Linked DNA regions of Homo sapiens: region 1 is linked to region 2. A link is an interaction called in ENCODE POLR2A ChIA-PET data of the cell type or tissue named here. Cell type or tissue: Panc1. All regions are shown on one strand.

Region 1 (5,000 bases), 280 kb after region 2:
AGAGTGAGACCCTGTCTGAAAAATAAATAAATAAATAAATAAAATTTTAAAAATATATTAGTCTTAAATACTCTTCTTGCAATTCCCCTCCAATTTTGTATACTATTTTTTTAATTTCTCTTTTTCTTTTTTAATTTTTTTTAAATTAATTAATTTATTTATTTTTTGAGACGGAGTCTTGCTCTGTCGCCCAGGCTGGAGTGCAGTGGTGCGATCTTGGCTCACTGCAAGCTCCGCCTCCCAGGTTCACGCCCTTCTTCTGCCTCAGCCTCCCCAGCAGCTGGGACTACAGGCACATGCCACCACGTCCGGCTAATTTTTTTGTATTTTTAGTACAGATGGGGTTTCACCGTGTTAGCCAGGATGGTCTCGATCTCCTGATCTCGTGATCTGCCCACCTCGACCTCCCAAAGCGCTGGGATGACAGGCGTGAGCCACCGTGCCCACCCTTTTTTTTTAAATAGAGATGGGTCTCCCTGTGTCACCCAGGCTGGGCTTGTCTCGGACTACTGGGCTCAAGCGATCTGTCTGCCTTGGCCTCCCAAACTGCTATTACAAGTATGAGCCACCGCACCCAGCCTCTTTTACCTTTTTTTTTTTTTTTTTTTGAGACAGAGTCTTGCTCTGTCACCCAGACTGGAGTGCAGTGGCGCGATCTCGATCTCGGCTCACTGCAACCTTTGCCTCTCAGGTTCAAATGATTCTGGTGCCTCAGCCTCCTTACTAGCTGGGATTACAGGCACACACCACCATGCCTGGCTAATTTTTATATTTTATATTTTTATAAAATTTTAATGTATAAAAATATATAATTTTATATATAATTTTATATATCATTTTTATGTATAAAATATATAATTTTATATATAATTTTTATATATAATTGTTATATATAAAAAATTATAAAAATATATTAAAATTTATAAAATATCTAAATATATATATTTATATGAATATATTTTAATATGTATTTATATATGAATATATATTTATTTTAAATATTTACATATTTTATTTAAATATATTTAGAAATATATTTAAATTAAGTTAAAATATATTTATTTTAAATATTTAAATTTATATTTTATATATATATAAGTATAAATATATAAAATATAAATATATAAATATATAAATATATAAAATATATAAAATATAATATATAAATATATAAAATATATAAATTTGTAAAATATATAAAATTTATAAAATATAAAAATATATATAATTTTTATATATAAAATATATAATTTTGTATTTTATATTTTTATAAAATTTTATAATTTTTATAAAAATTATAGTAGAGATGGGCTTTCACCAAATTCACCAGGGTGGTCTCAAACTCCTGACCTCAAGCAATCCTCCCACCTCGCCCTCCCAAAGTGCTGGGATAACAGGTGTGAGCCACCAGCCCAGCTAGAGCCATTGTGCCTGGCTGCAGCCCCTTTTTTTTTTTTTTGAGGCAGAGTCTCACTCAGTCACCTGGGCTGGAGTGCAATGGTGCAATATCGGCTCACTGCAACCTCCACCTCCCGGGTTCAAGCGATTCTTCTGCCTCAGCCTCCAGAGTAGCTGGGACTACAGGCGTGCGTCACTACGCCCAGGTAATTTTTGTATTTTTAGTAGAGACGGGGTTTCACTATGTTGGCCAGAATGGTCTCGATCTCTTGACCTCGTGATCCGCCCACCTCGGCCTCCCAAAGTGCTGGGATTACAGGCATGAGCCACTGTGCCCGGCCAGGCTCTTTTTCTTTAAGCTCTGTTGGGAAACTTATATTTCTATAACAAAACTTAAGATACTTAGGACCCTCCTGTAAACATGTGGCAGGTAAAGGAAATAAAGTTTGGAGGTCTCTGAAGGTGTATAGAAACAACTATCATTTCAGGCACTAGGTGGAGACAACGGGTTTAAAATATGACTGAAAACATATAAACCAGAAGCAAGCACGTATGTTTGGTCGGCTCTAAGTCACACTGTCCCCATCTCAGGGCAATCACACACTGATAAAAATGGGCGAACCAAAGGGCTCTGCACTCACTGGGGCAGAAGACGGGAGGCAGCCGCGGGCCGAACTCTTCTCTTTCATCTATCTGCATCTTTTGTATCGGGAAGGAAGGTGGCGGCTCCTGGGGTGCTGGCACAAGAGCTGAAAAACAGCGGGGTGTTCATGTCATTCGTCTGCCCCATGTTAATGTCTCTGAGTCTTTCATTCATGTCTTTTGCCACCAGATAACATATGCTTGCCCACACCACTTCACTCCTGCCAGGTGCTAAGGATGCAGCAGTGAACACGCAGACCCCGGTGCTGCCCTTGTGAACTCCAGAGCTGGAAGTCAGTCACACGAGGGCACCTGCAACCAAGGGCAGCAATGGCTGAGGTACAGCGTGCCAAGTGCACCCGTGGGCACGTAGCCTAGCGCCCCTAAGACCTGAAAAGTAGAAATGTGTCCCCAAGAAAGGGCCATCTGAGAAGGAAAATCTTACAAACCATCAGGAATGTAAGACTATGTATGTCCCATCACAGAGAACTGCGGGAGACAAGTTTCACTCAAAATAAATTATCAAAGAAAAAACCTTGAAGATAAATGATCATATTCACGTTAATAATCTTGTTTTTTAAGCAGATTACTATATATTCAGATAGAAGAGATATAAAAATTTTAAAAGTCTGGAAAACTAGCCGGGCACTGGGATTATGCCTGTAATCCCAGCACTTTGGGAGGCTGAGGTGGGCAGATCACCTGAGGTCAGGAGTTAGAGACTAGCCTGGCCAACATGGTGAAACCCCATCTCTACTAAAAATACAAAAATTAGCCAGGGGTGGTGGCACATTCCTGTAGTCCCAGCTACTCAGGAGGCTGAAGTGGGAGGATTGCTTGAGCCCAGGAGGTGGAAGCTGCAGTGAGCCGAAGATTGCGCCACTGTACTCCACCCTGGGGACAGAGCCAGATCCTGTTTCCAAAAAAAAAAAAAAAAAAATTATATACATATAAAAGATTACATATCATTGATTGCTAATCATTCGGGTTTAAGATTATAGAGTAAACAGAGAAGCAGCTGTCCTAGAGTCATTGTCTTCTCCTTTAGATCCCCGAGTCTGAAATACTGACATACCGTGAGCCACAGATGATGTTTCCCCCAAGTCAGTGTCTTGGGAGCTTTGGAAGTTGGCCTCCCCAGAGCCTGCCTGATCATCTTCACTGTCACCTTGCTCATCCTCGGAGGATGAGGACTTTTCATCTGAGGAACTGGCAAAGATGGCCCTGAATAAGTCCATGGATGGGCGGCTCCCTTCTCCTTCAGCCTGTGCGTCCACATCTTTGTTGACGGTCTGTATTGACAGTGAAATAAGAGTCAGGGATACAGAGGCAAGGGTAAAAGGGAGGAGACATTCTAGAATACACTCCCAGACACACATATTTATGTTTATGCTCATGTACATGGGTATCCATAGCCACACACCACCCAACTAAACAGTGATCACTCACATAGCTTCTATTTTTGTGGTGTTTCCGAGTCAACAACTGTACAATGTGCTGATGAGGTCAAAGAAGCAAAACCGGGCCAGGCGTGGTGGCTCACCCCTGTAATTCCAGCACTTTGGGAGGCCTAGGCGGGTGGATCACAAGGTCAGGAGATCGAGACCATCCTGGCCAAAATGGTGAAACCCTGTCTCTACTAAAAGTACAAAAATTAGCTGGGCATGGTGGTGGGCGTCTGTAATCCCAGCTACTAGGATCCCCAAAAATGCAGTAGAGCACTGTGCCTCTGTTCTATTTCCAAACTCAGATTCAGGCAACTTAACAAACCCCAAACAAAATAAACTCAAAAGAATTCACACCCAGATACATCATAATCAAACCGCTAAAATCCAAAGACCAAGTAAAAATCTTGAAAGCAGCTAGGAGAAAAATCACATCATTATGTACAGAGGAATAATAATTTGTTTTGGGGTTTTTTGAGCCAGGGTCTCACTCTGTCACCCAGGCTGGAAAGCAATGGTGCGATCATAGCACACTGCAGTGTTGACCTCCTGGGCTCAAGTGATCCTCCAACCGTAGCCCCTTGAGTAGCTGGGACCACAGGTGCATGCCACCACACCCAACTAGTTTTTTAATTTTTTGTAAAAGATGGGGTCTCACGATGTTGCCCAGGGTAGTCTCAAACTCCTAGCCTCAAACAAGCCCCCTGCCTCAGCCTCCCAAAGTGCTGGGATTATAGATGTGAGCCAACACACCCAGCCTGAGGACAATTTGAATGGTTGAAGATTTCTCATCAGAAATCACGAAACCCCGGAGGAAGTAGCAGTTTAATTTAAAAAAAAATTGGCCATGCGCAGTGGCTCACGCCTGTAATCCCAGCACTTTGGGAGGCCGAGGCGGGTGGATCACGAGGTCAGGAGATCGAGACCATCCTGGCTAACACAGTAAAACCCCGTCTCTACTAAAAATACAAAAAATTAGCCAGGCGTGGTGGCGGGCGCCTGTAGTCCCAGCTACTCGGGAGGCTGAGGCAGGAGAATGGCGTGAACCTGGGAGGTGGAGCTTGCAGTGAGCTGAGATCGCGCCACTGCCCTCCAGCCTGGGTGACAGAGCGAGACTCCGTCTCAAAAAACAAACAAACAAAACAAAACAAAAATTATCAACCCAGAATTCTATATCCAGCAAAAACATCCTTCAGGAATGAAGACAAAATATAAGACATTCTCAGATAATGGCAATTTAAGAGAATCACTTGTTGGAACTGGTCTAAAAGAAATGCTAAAGGAAGTTCCTCAGACAGAAATGATAGGTGAGGGGAACGTGGAACTTCAAGGATGAAGAAAGAGCAACAGAAATAGAAAATATCTGATTAAACAGAGTAGGCTATTGTCTCTGCATCGGTTCTTTTAAAATATGTTTAATGACTAAAAGCAAAAATGATCACCACTGGTTTGATGGCATTTTCATTGTGTGTACATGTAATATGTAAGACAGCATAGAGGGAGGAGAGTAAAAGG
Region 2 (5,000 bases):
CTGGACACTGGCATGGGGTCAGAGCAGGTTCACGTGCCGCTCAGCGCTCTGTGACCTTGGATGGAAAGCCCTCCTCTGGGTGGCCGTTTCCACATCTGTAAATGGGGAAGCAGCCGACTCATGGAGACTGAGTTAAGCTGTGTAAAGCACCTGCAAGGCCGCCTGGCCTGTGGTAGTGCCCTGCAGGGGTCACAGTCACCACCATGATGGCCATGTTGAGGCCAGGATGGGCCTGGTGTTTCTCTCTCCCAGCGGCCAGCGTAGGCCAACCTGTCCTGCCCTCAGCCCTCCCAACCCCAGGCAGCCTGCACAGGCCCCACTGGTACCTCTTGACCTCCCACCGCGCGCCGTTGATGTCTGTCAGGGCAGGCAGAGGAGGTCCCCTGGAGGGGAGCCAGCATCCTCCCAACAAGGCCAGCTTTCAGGAGTTCCCCCTGGGCACCTCCCGCTGTCCCCATCCCGCTCAGCCAGCCTCCTGCCGAGTGACCCCTGGGTCCTCCATAGCCCTGGCAGGGGTGGAGTCTAGCACCCACAGGATCGAACCCCAGCTCTCTGCCCTGCAACAATAGAAACCATTTCCCAGCAGTGATGGGAGGTCCTGGCTTGTCACCTTTGCCCAGAGGAGAGAATTGAGGGATGTGGTCTTCTCATGTTCTTGCTTCAAGCCTTCCAGGGCTTCAACACAGCACCCCTGCCGTAATCCTTGGATTCACCAGAGCCTGGGCAGGTTCCTATGGGATCACCATGTGCTGGCCAACCCCTAGGCCTGGCCCTCTACAGGCACATGGCTCCCACGACTCTGACTGAGATCTGTTCGGCAGCTGCCAGGGTCCAGCCTGCAGCGCAGAGGGGCTTTCCCTGCCCACACCGGCCCAGGCACAGCTGGCCCCCCAAGGCACGCAGGTTCTGCATCTTTGGTTATAAGCAACAGAACAGTCTCCAGCCAATTCGGTCATTTGGGGCTGCCACAAATTCACAGAGGTGGAAAATCAGGTCTGGGCTGGGGCCAGGGCTGCAGTGGCACAGGACAATGGCCCTGTACTCACAGCTGGATCGTCTGGCCAGGGCCCGCCCTCAGCACACAGGCCCCAGCCACCTTCTGCAGCCTGGAGTCCCTCCATCTGGGTCGAGGTCAGAGATCACCTCGTGTTGGCCATGCCCAGGTCATAGTCCAGCCCCCCCAGCTTGCCCCCACCCTCGCCCACTGCCTCTCACCCACAGCTATACAGACCTCCAGAGAGACAGGCAGGCCCAAGGCAGCCCCCTGTGTAGGGGAGCTCAGGCGTCCTCCAGGAGCCAGGTGGGCTTACCGCGGGCAGAGGGGATAGCCCAGTAGCGCAAGGCTTCAGAGTCCAGGATGCAGGCCCCAGACCCAGAGTGCCCCGAGCCCAGCCCCAGCTCTGCCGCCTGCTGGCCAGGTACCTTACTTAAGCCCCAAACAGGCGAAGGATAGACCCCTGCTCTCCCAAGGCAGAGTCCACTTCAGAGCGGGCCTGGCCAGCTCTGGACCGTGGCATCTAGTTAGACATGGAGTGCCCTCTGTTAAGGACCCACAGAGAGCTGGCAGCTGCCAAGTGCGCCCTCAGTGTTCAAGGAAAAAAGAAGAAAGAAAGATCTGGAGCCTCCAGAATGCGGCCTCAGAACTTGATGGCTCGGCGGTCGACTGAGCAGTCCCTGCGGCCCCACAGCCCGTTGCTGGGATGAGTTGCAGCCTCGATCGCCGGCCCAAGTGTGCTTCAGAGGGGCCCTCAGCCACCGTCGCTTTCAGAGGAGGCAGACTGTGGGCAGGCCTTTGCAGATGGTGCCCAGTCCAGCCTCCAGAGCCCCCACCAGAGGCTGAGGAGCCGCGGAGGGACGCTGGGGGCAGTGCCAGGCCCCAGCCCCACACCTTCACGCATCCAACAGGAACAGAGCTTGACAAACGCATGAGTGCAAGCAGGGGGACCCCAGATGTGCCCCAAAAGGAAGACAGGACAGAAAATCCAAAAGTCAATAAGCTTGTGATGGGGTGACAGCGCTGATCGGACTCACCTGGTTTAGCAGCTGCCGAGGAAAACAGCATTTTCTGCGGAATTGCTTTGCTTAAAAAGCAGCAGGCCGGGCTCTGTGGCTCACACTTATAATCCCAGCACTTGGGAGGCGGGCGGATCACTTGAGGTCAGGAGTTGAAGACCAGCATGGGCAACATGGAGAAACCCTGTCTCTACTAAAATTACACAAATTAGCTGGGCGTGATGGTTCATGCCTGTAATCCCAGCTACTCGGGAGGCCAAGGCACGAGAATCGAATCGCTTGAACCTAGGAGGCGGAGGTTGCAGTGAGCCAAGATCACACCACTGCACTCCAGCCTGGGTGATGGAGTGAGACCCTGTCTCAAAAAACAAACAAAAAGGAGCTGCCACCCCTGAGTATGAATATACAGGTGTCTCCAGGCAGATGGGTGGGTGAGGACAGAAGAGCGCCAGAGGGTATGGCCAGCGGGCCCTTGTGGGTAAAAGGAAGAGGGAGTGAGAGCGTGAATTCCCGTGCGCCTGTGAAAACCATAAAGGAGGTGCAGGAAGGGACGGGACAGTTTGCTTGCTGCGTCCCTTCTTATTCTTTCTGACTCTTCAGCCATGGGAAGCATCCCCCGTTAGCTGTCAAATCCAATCCAGCCTCCACGAAGCAGTCGCCCAGGGGCGCCACTCCTTCTCCTTCCTTCATTCTGGGGATGAGAATTTCTTGCTCAGTTTTAAATACCACTAGTCACTCGAATGAATGATCAGTGTTTCAGATCCAGCAGGAGGATTTGGCAGGTGAGCGTGGCCTGTGGTGTATTCACCTAGTATCTGTGAGCCCAGCTCCTGTACCCTCCACGGAGAGCCCTCCGCCGGGCACAGCCTCTCAGGTGGGCCAGAGTCTCTCAGACACCCTTCACGTACAGGGCTGGCCTCCCACTCTGTAGCTGTGCCAAGGTGGGCTGTGTCATTGCGAACTGTGTCACCATCACATCAAGTGGTAGTGTCAGACATCCACGGGCAGTCGTGAAATCCAGATGTCCAGAAAGTCAGAGCCCCAGGCTGCAAGGGGCTGAGCCTCCCAGCGGCGAAGCAGAGCTTTGCAGCCTGTGAGGGGCGGGGGCCCACCAAGCCCAGCAACCCTGTACACCCAAGCATCAGGCTGAGGAGCTCAGCTTGGTCAGCAGGCAGTGCCGGGCCCATCAGGGTGCCAGAGGTAGCACCAGGCCACGGGGAGCAGGGCGGCGGATTGACGCAGCATAGGGGCCAAGGCCTGGGGGGTGTTCGGTGGGAAAGCCATTGTCTTACCCCTCAGTCTCCTGTGCTGAAACCAGGGATGGCCCAGCCCTGGCTGGCCTCACCTGCAGGAAAGCCTGCTGCGGCCTGGGCAGGACCTGGGTGGCATCTCCACAGCTGGCATCCTGGCCAGCTCCCTGGCCCAACTCAGCAGCCCCAATTCTGTCCAGAAAGTGGCCAGACCTCGGGGCAAGTCCCCAGGCCCCATGTGGCACTGAGAAAGGCCTGAGCTGGGTCTCCCATCCCGTGGTGCTGCCTGGTTCATGCTGACTCTTGGGGCAGGCACAGGCCTCAGGCCTGGCAGGGGTGTCTGGGGCCACAAGGCCAAATCCAGCTAGGCTCATCTCAGACCATGGGAGGCAGGTCCTCCCCCAGCCCCGCTCCCACCCACCACTGGGCTTTGCTGCCCAGACCCAGCCTGGGGTCTGGAGGATCCCTGTGTAAGGGAATGGAGCAGCCCCCCAGCAGCCCCCCCACACCTACCACCCACACTGAGCTGTGTGGCATTGGTGTCCCCCAAGGGCAGAGTCGGACTCCATCTGGATCACACACAGTGAAGGCCCGTGGGGCAGGCCCTGGGCCCACAGAGCTGCCCTCCGGATGGGGCAGGTCGCCTCCCGTAGCATCGAGGAGGCCGTGGCCAGGTCAGCCCCCTGCCTTGTCCCAGCGGAAATGCCCTGGGTTCGTGGGTTCAATTCCTGGGCCAAGACAAACACCCCACCGAGACTGCCCGACTGCATCCTGTGACCTTCCAGGGAGAGTAAATAAAGCAGGAAACCCCATAGCTAAGCCCAAAGGAGAGGCAGGAAAGAATGGTCAGGACCCTGGGGGGTTGAGGAATGCAGGCCTTGGCCCCTGATCCTAGGGCTGGTGGGGGAGCATTCCTCACTGTCATTCACAGTCGGCGAGGAAGGAGGCTGCGCTCGCTCAGACGGAGACCCTACCCTGGCGGCTGGGAGTCCACAGGCGGGTGGCAGGGCAGGCCCAGCAGCTGCAGGACCTCGGGGAGTGCCATGCACGGGAGGTTGGGTGGGATCCAAGCTCAGCGCGGCTCCTGTGTTGGGGCAGGCTGCCCACCCCATGCAGACCCCTGCATGCATGGTGAGGGGAATGGGGGGAGGCGCTGCTGGGACGGATGGGCGAGCCCGGCAGGGTGGCCCTGAGTCAGGGTCTGCATTGGCACAGCCACAGCAGGAAGGCTGTTCCTAGAAGCAGCACAGCTGTCCCTGTCCCGCGGGCTCAGTCCCTGCAGCCACCCTGGAGCTCCAGAGGACCCCAGCACTGAGGGCCCCATGCCCTCCGCCTGCAAGCCCCAGAGCCTCCTGTAGCCTCGCCTCCCAGCCCCGACCCAGCTCCCTCTCTCCTCACCCCCCCACCCTCCCTGGCCTCCCCGCCTTTCTCTACTCTTTCCTGTGCTCACCCAGGAGCCTCCTGTGCCCCTGTCACTGGGGGCCCAGCTCCTATCAACCTGGAACAGCAATGGTGGCCCACGATTCATGAGCTCTTTTGTGTTTCGTTCCCCCGCTCCTGGCTCTGTCCCTGCCCTCAGGGTCCTGGCCACTTGTGAGTGACGGGGGTGCTGCCAATGTGAGGTCAGAGGAGGGGAAAGAAGTGGCAGGAAGTGTCCCCACCTCCAAAACAGTCCTGACGGGGCGAGAGAGGGGCACTGAGGCGCGGGATGACCAGGTGGCTGGGAGAGGGGCCCAG

Evidence for each region. ChIA-PET counts read pairs that join two places held together with the same protein. Peaks named below come from ENCODE experiments on the same cell type or tissue, not always from the same donor. Only the 100,000 strongest peaks of a DNase experiment are listed, where the experiment ranks them.
Region 1: POLR2A ChIA-PET joins it to region 2 with 7 read pairs; 3 of 35 experiments call an interaction of 5 or more read pairs at or near these places.

Annotation. Positions count from the first base shown.
Region 1 is chr19:33,116,157-33,121,156 of GRCh38, reverse strand. It overlaps GPATCH1 (G-patch domain containing 1), which reads right to left. Exons shown (of 20, transcript NM_018025.3): 16 at 3,116-3,332; 17 at 2,040-2,147. Among named protein-coding and RNA genes, the nearest start is that of WDR88, 13 kb to the left of the region's middle. RefSeq lists an enhancer at 2,538-2,707. In Panc1, no CTCF peak of the experiment used is centred here; no DNase peak of the experiment used is centred here; H3K27ac peaks cover 1,107 bases.
Region 2 is chr19:33,396,377-33,401,376 of GRCh38, reverse strand. The region is part of intron 12 of PEPD (peptidase D); the gene reads left to right. Among named protein-coding and RNA genes, the nearest start is that of CEBPG, 25 kb to the right of the region's middle. RefSeq lists an enhancer at 4,455-5,000. In Panc1, CTCF peaks have their summits at 2,867 and 3,085; no DNase peak of the experiment used is centred here.